Linked DNA regions of Mus musculus: region 1 is linked to region 2. Evidence: chromatin contacts called from ENCODE Hi-C or POLR2A ChIA-PET data. All regions are on one chromosome and are shown on one strand. Each heading gives the region's core, a stretch centred on a gene start or an enhancer-like site at or near the end of the contact. The rest is flanking DNA. Distances are from core to core; before and after follow the strand shown. Region 1 holds the start of Sec23a (SEC23 homolog A, COPII coat complex component). Region 2 holds the start of Mipol1 (mirror-image polydactyly 1).

Region 1 (4,480 bases), core at 1,048-3,547, 1.8 Mb after region 2:
CTGAGCCAGCTCTCCGGCCCCTGGACTGAATTCTACTCCACACCCTCATATTTTATTAGGACAAACAAAGCGTCACCTGAGTGATATGTGAGCACAGTATCATCCCTCTTGCTCAGTTTTTTTCTCTCAACCTCTCTCTGCGCTCCAATGCCACTCACTGCTGTTCACTGAACATCTTAGCACTCTCACTGCCCAGCAGTCATCTGAAGCAAGCAGCACCCTGTTCTTACTTTGTCCAGCTACATGGTCATGCACAGCTTCCTTCTCTTTCCAAAGTAACCGTTCACGCTTCGAATCACAAAGCCCACCTCCAAAGTCCTGTCACAAACCTCCTTAGTGTGATGATCTATTTGGCAAGCGCCTGATCATCCAATACGAACATTAGCCGAAAAATAGAGCCAAGCTTGTTGGAACAGGACTTTAATCCTAGCACGTAGGAGGCAGAGGCAGATGGATCTCTTGTCAGTTCCAGACCTGCCATAGTAAGACCCTGTTTGAAACACATACACACACACACACATCCTGAAATATTGTTATAATGCAGATTTTACAAACTCATCTTCTTAAAACGTGATAAAGATACAAAAGGCCATTTTTTTAAAAAAAAGTCACATTTTTTCAATAATTTATTGCAGTGATGACTATTTTAATTAAGTAATTTCTCCTGATAGAGTCAAAGCCTCATGTCACTTTATCATAACACAGCAAACACTTTCCTACATCCTGAAAGGCTTCCCATAGTATCGGTTTTCTCTATTCCATTTTTACCCCCTTATGCATTCCTAATGGGAAAACATACAAATTTTAAGTAAATTAGTTATCTGTTACCACCTTACCTCCCTACATTTCAGTTGCAAGTTTTCTTTTATATATATTTATTTCATTTTTGTCTATTGGTGTTTTGCCTGTATCTGCCTGTATACTATGTGTGTGCAGTACCTGTGGAAGCCAGAAGTGGGTGGTGGATCCTCTACCAATGGAGTTGCTTGTTAACCACTAGTGAGCTGGGGGTTGAGATGAAAGGTATGTGGGTGTGTTACAAATCGTTGTAAATAGGTAATGAGGCACTGTGTGTGTAAGTGTATTACAAGAGGTTGTAAGCCAGTAGTGAGTTCTCTGTGTGAGTGTGTGTTTCTGTGCCCGTGTATGTGTGTGTATTCATGTGGATGAGCAACCAGTGCTCTTAACTTCTGAGCCATCTTCCCAGGCCCAGTTGTAAAATTTCCAATGAAATAGACTGAGTAACAAATTTTTGCTCTTGGGCAATAAACTTCTCTGGCCTTCAAATTTCACATCAGTTATGTGAGAATTTTGGGGGCAATAATAAAATTGGTCATTGAAACAATTAAAAAACAAAGGCCCTCTGATGATGCTGGAAAGAAGGAAGATGTTAGTATACATTTAAATTTAAATTTCTTTCAGTAAATGTGCCTAGCTATCCGTGGTTTAGGGTGGGGTTGTGTTAAGACAGGACAGAAGTTTAGCTGACGAGATGAATTAGACATCTCCAACTCTACTCTACCTATGGATTTATTTACCTCTTCCTGTTCCTCTCCCACAAACAGTAAAGCTCTACAGACAGAATAAATGCCCCAGTGCATGGTATTGCTCAGTTCTGAAACCTGATCATTAATAATCAAGGCCCCAGGCACTAGCTATACCTGGTGGTTTTTTCTTTAACCTTTATAAGGCCCAAGGCCGAATTACAGGTGATGTAGTCACCTGGGTTCAAAGTCTAGGGCACTCCTGGGCAGTCAAGAAACGAACCTAGAGGCCCCAGGGCACAGGAGCCTTGGGCAGGGTTGGCAAAGCGTGTCACCCAGGAGGTGGGGGTGGGTGCAGAGCCAGATGCTCAGACCCTCGGTCTCCATCCTGCTACGGTCCTTCCACCTAAACTAAGAGGACTAAAGACGAGGGCGCTCCGTCGCCATGACAAGCACAGGGTTCAGCGATCTCGGTTCGGCGCTGGGCCACAGCCTCCGGCACGCCCCGCTGCTTATGCGAGAGCACAGCCGGGACAGAGCCAACAATCCTGACACTCCGGCCCGCCGCCCGCCTCCCAGCTCCGACTAAGACCCCGGTGGAGCAGAGGTGGCTGCCACGCTAGTCCTTACCACAGTACCTACCTAGAAGCTCCGTGACGGCCACAGCCTCCGCCTTGCACAGTCGTCAGTCCGCTCCAAAGCCCTGTAGCAGCCGTGGCACCGCAATCAGGGGCGGCCCCGCCCCGCCCCCGGCCTCTTGGAGGGCCTGGGCCAGGACAACATGGCTGGTGCCGCCTCTGCCACGTCAAAGGGGAGGAGGCGGGGAGGGGCGACCAGCGAAGGGGCGGGAACAGTCCCGGAAGAGGCGGGGCGCGCAGGAGGTAATGGGCGCGTTGAGTGGCGGAAAAGATGAACCGGGAGTAATAAAGAGGGTGGGGCGAGCGTGAAAGACGGCCAAGCAAAGCGGAGGGCGGGGACAATTCAGGAAGGGGCGGGGCTAGCAGGAAGCGATGCGATAGCCAGGGCGGTGGAGGAAGGGAGGTAACCGGAGTAATAAAGGGTGGGATGTGGCCGCTCGAGGCCGTGTGTAGGATTAAGGTTAAAATACCTGACTAGGGCATTGCTAGCCCCAGAAAAAAAGAAAAAAAATGTTAACCACCAGATGTAGCTTTCACGTCTACTGTTTGCTTGAACGATTGTTTTTGTTTTCTAGTATATAGAAAAGGCTCTTGCAAGTTTTTTTCCTGACATTGTATCCGTGTCCAAAGAGGAGAAAGAACGAAGCACGAGTTAACAATTATTTGAAGTATTCGCTAGAAAATAGATGCTCGGATTCTCCTCTAATTTTGGGTTTTCGTCTGTGTGTTGTCAAGAGCCAATGAGAAGGCTTGGCTCAGGGACCTCACTTGCCTAGAACTCATAAGGCAGAAAAAGAAACTTTACTCCCAGAAGTTGTATTCTGACCTCCTCACCGACCCACAAGCAATCGCAAAATAGTAATTTTAAAGTTTTTAAGTATCTCACTCGGCTAGTGGTGATGGTTCATGCCTGTAATCTCAATAGTCAAGGTTAAAAAAAAAAAAAAAAAAAAAAAAAAAAAGGCAGCCCAGCTTACGTTACACTGCAAACTGTAGACCCTTCTAAGCCACAGAAGAGACAGTCTCAAAAACCTAAAAATTATCCTCGTGTGATACTTGGTACTCCAGAAGCTGAGGCCAGGGGATCGGATCACTACAAGTTTGAGACTCCTTGAGCTACCTAATGAGTTCCAGAACAGCCTCAACTAAACTTTAAGATGCTATCCGAAAAAGTGAAAAACAAAACAAAAAGTTCTGCATTCATCCACTCTGTTCCCCGCGAAGTCAGAAAGACACCACCCTAAGGGGTTGTAAGATTTAGACGAATGTAACGTGTTTACAAATGGTTAAAGGCTTTAGTACTCTAAAAATGACGATTATAGCGATATTGTTCATTAATTTTAAAAATATTAAAGATTTCAAAGTTCATCCTCAGTCCCTGCCGCCTACCCAAGCTTTAGACGAGAAAATGGGATTAGACAGAGCGACCTAGAAACTCTTCAGGAACCACTTCTGCCAGGAATTATTCTCGAGCGCTACATTCCACCACCGGTGCCATAAGCTTGATGCAACCAGCAGGTTTCTTGTGTGGCTCCGCCCCCTTGCGCCTGTAGCCGGTGGCCTCGGCGGAGGTCGCTTAGGCGCCTGCGCCGTGCCTACTCTGGGCGCCGATTGAGACTGGCGGGAGCGAGAACCATGGCGTGGGTTCCAGCCGAGTCTGCGGTGGAAGAGTTGATGCCACGGTTGTTACCTGTGGAGCCCTGTGACTTGACGGAAGGTTTCGATCCCTCGGTCCCCCCCAGGACGCCTCAGGAATATCTGAGGAGAGTGCAGTGAGTGATTTCGCCCCGTGCGAGTGGGCTGGTTGTCGTGCCCCTGTGTACAGCCCTGGTGCCGCGCCTGACCCTTGGTGTGCAACAGTCCCTCCTCTGTTTGCGTTCCTATCTTTCGGGAGGTCCGGGAAATTTAAGATCTTATTACACCCTACGGTTGGCAGATAACTTTTGAACTTGATTGCACGTTAAGACGTGTGTTCTTAAATTTCTTTGCTTTTCATCTAGGTGTCAGGCGTTTCGTTTTTTCATTGGGAGCTTGCACTTTTATTTCCCATTTCATAATAAAGTAAAACACATCTCTCTATTCTACAAAGCGAAATAATAAGTATCATGTATGTATTACTTAATTGTAGGATCGAAGCAGCCCAATGTCCAGATGTTGTGGTAGCCCAGATTGACCCAAAGAAGTTGAAAAGGAAGCAAAGTGTGAACATTTCTGTGAGTTTAACCAACCACCTGGGAATATTTTAACAACACACACATATACAACACGAACATTTTCCTATCATATCAAAAATATAAGTTATGGTGTGTATAAGATTAGATTGCTCCTTATAAAGTTAGGCACCACTTGGAAGCTAAC
Region 2 (4,592 bases), core at 1,872-4,371:
AATTAGGGTCCTAGAAATAGACTTGGGAAATGGGGAGAGGGCATTGGCTCTCCATGTTCCTCTTCACATTCTGTCCACGCTGAATACATTTTTCCCCCCGACTCCCATTATTAGTTGTGGCTTATTAAAGATCGGTGACTGAGCTTGGCTTGTTGGAGTTTGGGAGTTGTGGGACACCTGGAAGGTGAGCCTTTGCTAGAGGAAGTGGGTCACTGGTCGTAGGGCCCAGATTCCACTTGTTCTCTGCTTTTTAACTGGAAGACTAAGCACTTTGCCATGCTCCCTTCATTACCATGGTGAACACTGTACTGCAAGCCAAAATAAAGCCTTCTCTAAGTTGCTTTTGTTGTTGGCTATTTGGTCACAGCAGAAAAGGGCTATGTTATGGCCACTGTTCACTGCTTCCCCCCCCCCCCCCCCCCCCCCCCCGAGATAGGGTTTCTCTGTATAGCCCTGGCTGTCCTGGAACTCACTCTGTAGACCAGGCTGTTCTCGAACTCAGAAATCCGCCTGTCTCTGCCTCCCGAGTGTTGGGATTAAAGGTGTGCCCCGGCTTTTTTTTTTTTTTTTTTAATTTCCACCCATATCGAAGACGCTTCCCCTCCCTCCTCTCTTCTCATTCTCTTCCCTCTTCTCTCCCCTCCCTCTGCAGTCACCCCTCCCTCCTTCCCTTCTCAGAAGAGGGCAGGCCTCCCACAGACAAGCCTTGGCATATCAAGTTGCAGTAAGACTAGGCGCATCTTCTATTGCCAGTAGATGAGGCAGTCCAGTTAGCAGAAAGGCTGGCAGTGTAGGCAGAGACAGTCCTTGCTCCTGCTGTAAGAGTCACACATGAAGACCGTGCTGCATGACTGTTACACATGATCTCTCACTGCTTTTATTCAGGTCCACACTGAGAAAGAGCAGGAAGCAGAACATAAAGATATGAAAAATGTGCCATTTTGTGAGCAAGTTTAAAGCTGCAGACAAGAAATGGCTGCTGACAAAACAGCTGTGATCATTAAAGAGATCTGTGGCACTAAATAGAAATCTACTCTGCACTGGGACAATAGCAAAGGTGTCCTGTGGGTAAGACCCAACCATCAAAGGCTCCAACTTGAGAATTTGCAAATTCATCTGAATGGAGAGAGGGTGAACTGAGAATACCACTCTCTGCATAAAACAAGCACCCATTACAATGTTTTCTCAGATCAGCCTTAAAAGTACACAGTGGCCACTGCACCTCTATTCCAAAATGGCCAAGAACTTGGCAGCTTTGTCTGAGTGGCACTGATTATCAGGCATGAAAGATGCCACATGAAAGATGCTGGTCTCCTCAGCTTTCTGGAACGTTATAGCACAGGCCTGCACAAATCCCTTCACACCTGAAGAGGTCCAGAGAGGCTCTTGTATGACGCTTGGGAGGTGATGTTGGAGATACTACAACTGTGGGACATCCACTGAGGTGCAGGTGTGGATGGAAGGCTACATGACTTATAGGCAAGAGAGCTAGTGCCCACAGGGTTGTGCAAGCTTATTGGAGTCCAAAGAATTCCAGCTGTTGAATATGGAGCTTCAAGATTTTATGTCTGCTGTGCTGAATTTCAGTGTTTTTCTTACTTGATCTTCCCTTGCTATCTTAATCTCTGGAACACTACTGTATACTGAAAGTACACAATTTTTCATTTTATGGGGGCTCATTTTTTTCTTTTTTGTTTTTTTGAGACAGTTTCTCTGTAGCCCTGGCTGTCCTGGAACTCACTTTGTAGACCAGGCTGGCCTTGAGCCCAGAAATCCGCCTGCCTCTGCCTCCCAAGTGCTGGATTAAAGGTGTGTGCCACCACTGCCCTGCTAGGGCTCATTGTTTAGAAGTTAGTGTGGCCTCTTTTTTGGAAACTTTTGCTATGTATCCCAGGCTGTCCTGGAATTCACGTTCACTCTTCAAAGGTTCAGAATTACAGATGTGTACCACCATAATCATATTTTTTTAGTGGTGGTTTGTTTACATAAAAATATGATTCAACTCCGACTAATGTAAAGTAATAAATAAAATTTAAAAATGCATTTAAAGCCTGAATCTGTCACAAGTCACTAGTACTAGTCATTAGTTACATAAATAATGAAACTTTTTCTTTTTAGTATTATGCTCTATTTATTCCAAATAATTTCCATCTGGTCATCTCATCCTTTTTTTCCATGCTTCATTCCTCCTGTCACCTACTTTGTGGAGTATGTGGCACTTCTGAAAGGTGAACCTTTGCTAGAGGAAATGGGTCACTGCTTTTTGGTTATAGAGCCCAGCTCCATTTTCTATTCTCTTGTTTTTTGACTGGATGGCTAGCCACTTTGCCATCCTGCCTTTATTAGCATGGTGGACACGGATCTCGTATTGCTATAAGCCAAAATAAAGTCTTTCACGAACTTTGTCTATTAATTCAGAAAATAAATATAATTTTCTGCTGTGGGTGTAAAAAATTACTATTATTACTGTTACCCCAGCATCCAGAAGACTACTTGGCATGTAGTATGCCCTCAATAAATAGATAAGTTAGAGTGACTTCAATAGCTCAACACTAAATTACCAGAGCATCAGTGGCTAGGGTGGGGTGCAGGAGTTCTAGATTAGATAGGGCAGCATAGGGACACTACTTCTCTTTCTTTAAAAGGAGAAAAATATTCGAATATTATCAGCTATATCATCTAATAGAATTCCACATTACTCCTATACTTCGCTTTAAAAATATCCCTGGCGTTCAGCCCTTTCTTTTAAGTTCTGCGATTGAACATTCTGAGTACACCCTTTCTAGTCCTGAAGTCAAAATGTCACCAGCCTTAAAGCTTTTCTGAAACCATTGGCCGATGTCTAAGTCTCACTCTGGCTCACTTCGCAGGACCTTTCCTTCTGTCCCCGCAAAGCACTGCGCACAGAAGGAAACCACTGCCCAGTGAAGATACTCCATGGGATGAGCCCGAGAACCACACATTTCCCCAGTTAGCGCGCACTGGTTGTCAGCTCCTCCCACAGAACGCGACCTCGAGGTCGCCTTCCTTTCCAGCAGCCCGGAACCATCCTTGAGCCCTCCAGCTCGCCGGAAGCCCCGCCCCGTCCCGCCCCGCCCCGCGGCAGCCAGCGGACTCGCGCATGCTCGCTGCGCGCAGCCTCGTCCCCGCGTGCTCTCGCGCGCTTCCTCTCGCCCGCTCTGCTCTTTTTGGTTACTCAGGGGCACGCGCAGCGTTTCGCGCGACGATTGGCTGCCTCGGTGGCGGCGCCACAGGACCGGGCAACTACGCGAGCGGAGTGGGCGCTTAAGGATCCCGCGGCTCCTCAGGTAACGGCGTGGACCGGGAGCGGCTGGGGGAGGGGGGAGAACCTCAGGGTGGCCTGCAGCCCGCCCGGGACTTCCGGCCGCGGCCCCTGGAGGTGCAGGAGCGCTGCGTGGCCCGCGTCGCGGCGTCCTCAGGTGACAACACCGCTCCTTCTCCAGGTTTCGGCCTCATGGCGTCATAGTCTTTCAAAAGTTAAGAAGGGACGAACAATGACTCGGAAGTGTGGGCTGTTTTTCCTCTAAGCTTTGACGAGTTAGGGTTTCAGTCCTGGCGGGACCGCGGATCCACTCTGTGCTTTTGCGGGACACTTGAGCGATTCACAGTTCTCACCCTTCAAAGTGCGAGCAAAAACCCCAGTGTAGTTCAGTATGCCCGGCGCCTACATTAGTAAGATGCAGCTGCAAACTCTGCCTTCACTACATTCAAGATTTGGCTTTTCTTTTTTTTCTTTTTCTTTTTGGTTTTTTTTTCGAGACAGGGTTTCTTTGTATAGCCCTGGCTGTCCTGGAGCTCACTTTGTAGACCAGGCTGGCCTCGAACTCAGAAATCCGCCTGCCTCTGCCTCCCGAGTGCTGGGATTAAAGGTGTGCGCCACCATCGCCCGGCCAAGAGCTGGCTTTTCTAACTGGAGGATGACACCACCCAGTGGTATTGGTGAAGTACTTGAAGTTGGACACTACAAGATAGAAGAATAGACTAGGTTTCTAAGAGAATAGGCCTTTGGAAGGGCTCCTTGAGCGTTTTGATGTCCGTTAATTCCCGATGGTGGTAGACAGCTAAAGAAGGACAGTTTTAACCTGTCTCACGAGTTACCTCACTTTGCAAAGTTTCGTATTGCCATCTGGAATGAACCTCACATCAAAGGACAGTTAGTTACATAATCATTACATAGGCTATCATCCCGTACCTCAATGTGCCTCAAACTAGAGTGACTTGAGAGGAGGGTAGTTAAAGGAGGAATTGCCTCCATCAGATTGGGAACATTTTCTTGATTAATGATTGATATGAGAGGGCCCAGATCACTGGGTTTTTTCAGCCCCAGGCAGGTTGGACCGCAGTTGTTAAGGAAGCAAACCAAGCATGCTATGGAGAGCAAGCCAGTAAGCAAGGTTACTCCCTGGTCTCTGCTTCAGTTCCTGTTTCCAGGTTCCAGCCTTGAGCTCTTTGCCTTGTTGCCCTGGATGGCGATGGATGCTGACCCTCCACTATGTTTGTTTTTGGTCATGGTAGTCTTGTCAAATTGAAAGAAACCAACCTAGATCCAATCCTATGAAAATAATATAGCA

Evidence for each region. Hi-C counts contacts between places; a loop is a spot of excess contacts on that map. ChIA-PET counts read pairs that join two places held with the same protein, here RNA polymerase II (POLR2A).
Region 1: a loop to region 2 is called in a map of heart, with 9 times the contacts of the local background. The contact joins the promoter of Sec23a here to the promoter of Mipol1 in region 2. A Hi-C loop is called at or near these places in 1 of 37 maps with a recorded cell type or tissue (heart). POLR2A ChIA-PET finds 5 or more read pairs at or near these places in 1 of 5 experiments (Patski).

The regions. Positions count from the first base shown.
Region 1 is chr12:59,009,720-59,014,199 of GRCm38, forward strand. Sec23a (SEC23 homolog A, COPII coat complex component) reads right to left here and starts at 2,298. Exons shown (of 20, transcript NM_009147.2): 1 at 2,127-2,298. It overlaps Gemin2 (gem nuclear organelle associated protein 2), which reads left to right and starts at 3,672. Exons shown (of 10, transcript NM_025656.5): 1 at 3,672-3,894; 2 at 4,251-4,335. The coding sequence starts at 3,758.
Region 2 is chr12:57,227,304-57,231,895 of GRCm38, forward strand. It overlaps Mipol1 (mirror-image polydactyly 1), which reads left to right and starts at 3,122. Exons shown (of 10, transcript NM_001164370.1): 1 at 3,122-3,308. Prps1l3 (phosphoribosyl pyrophosphate synthetase 1-like 3) reads left to right here and starts at 3,109. Exons shown (of 2, transcript NM_001037746.3): 1 at 3,109-3,308. It overlaps Gm40426 (a long non-coding RNA gene), which reads left to right. Exons shown (of 2, transcript XR_872774.1): 2 at 1-340.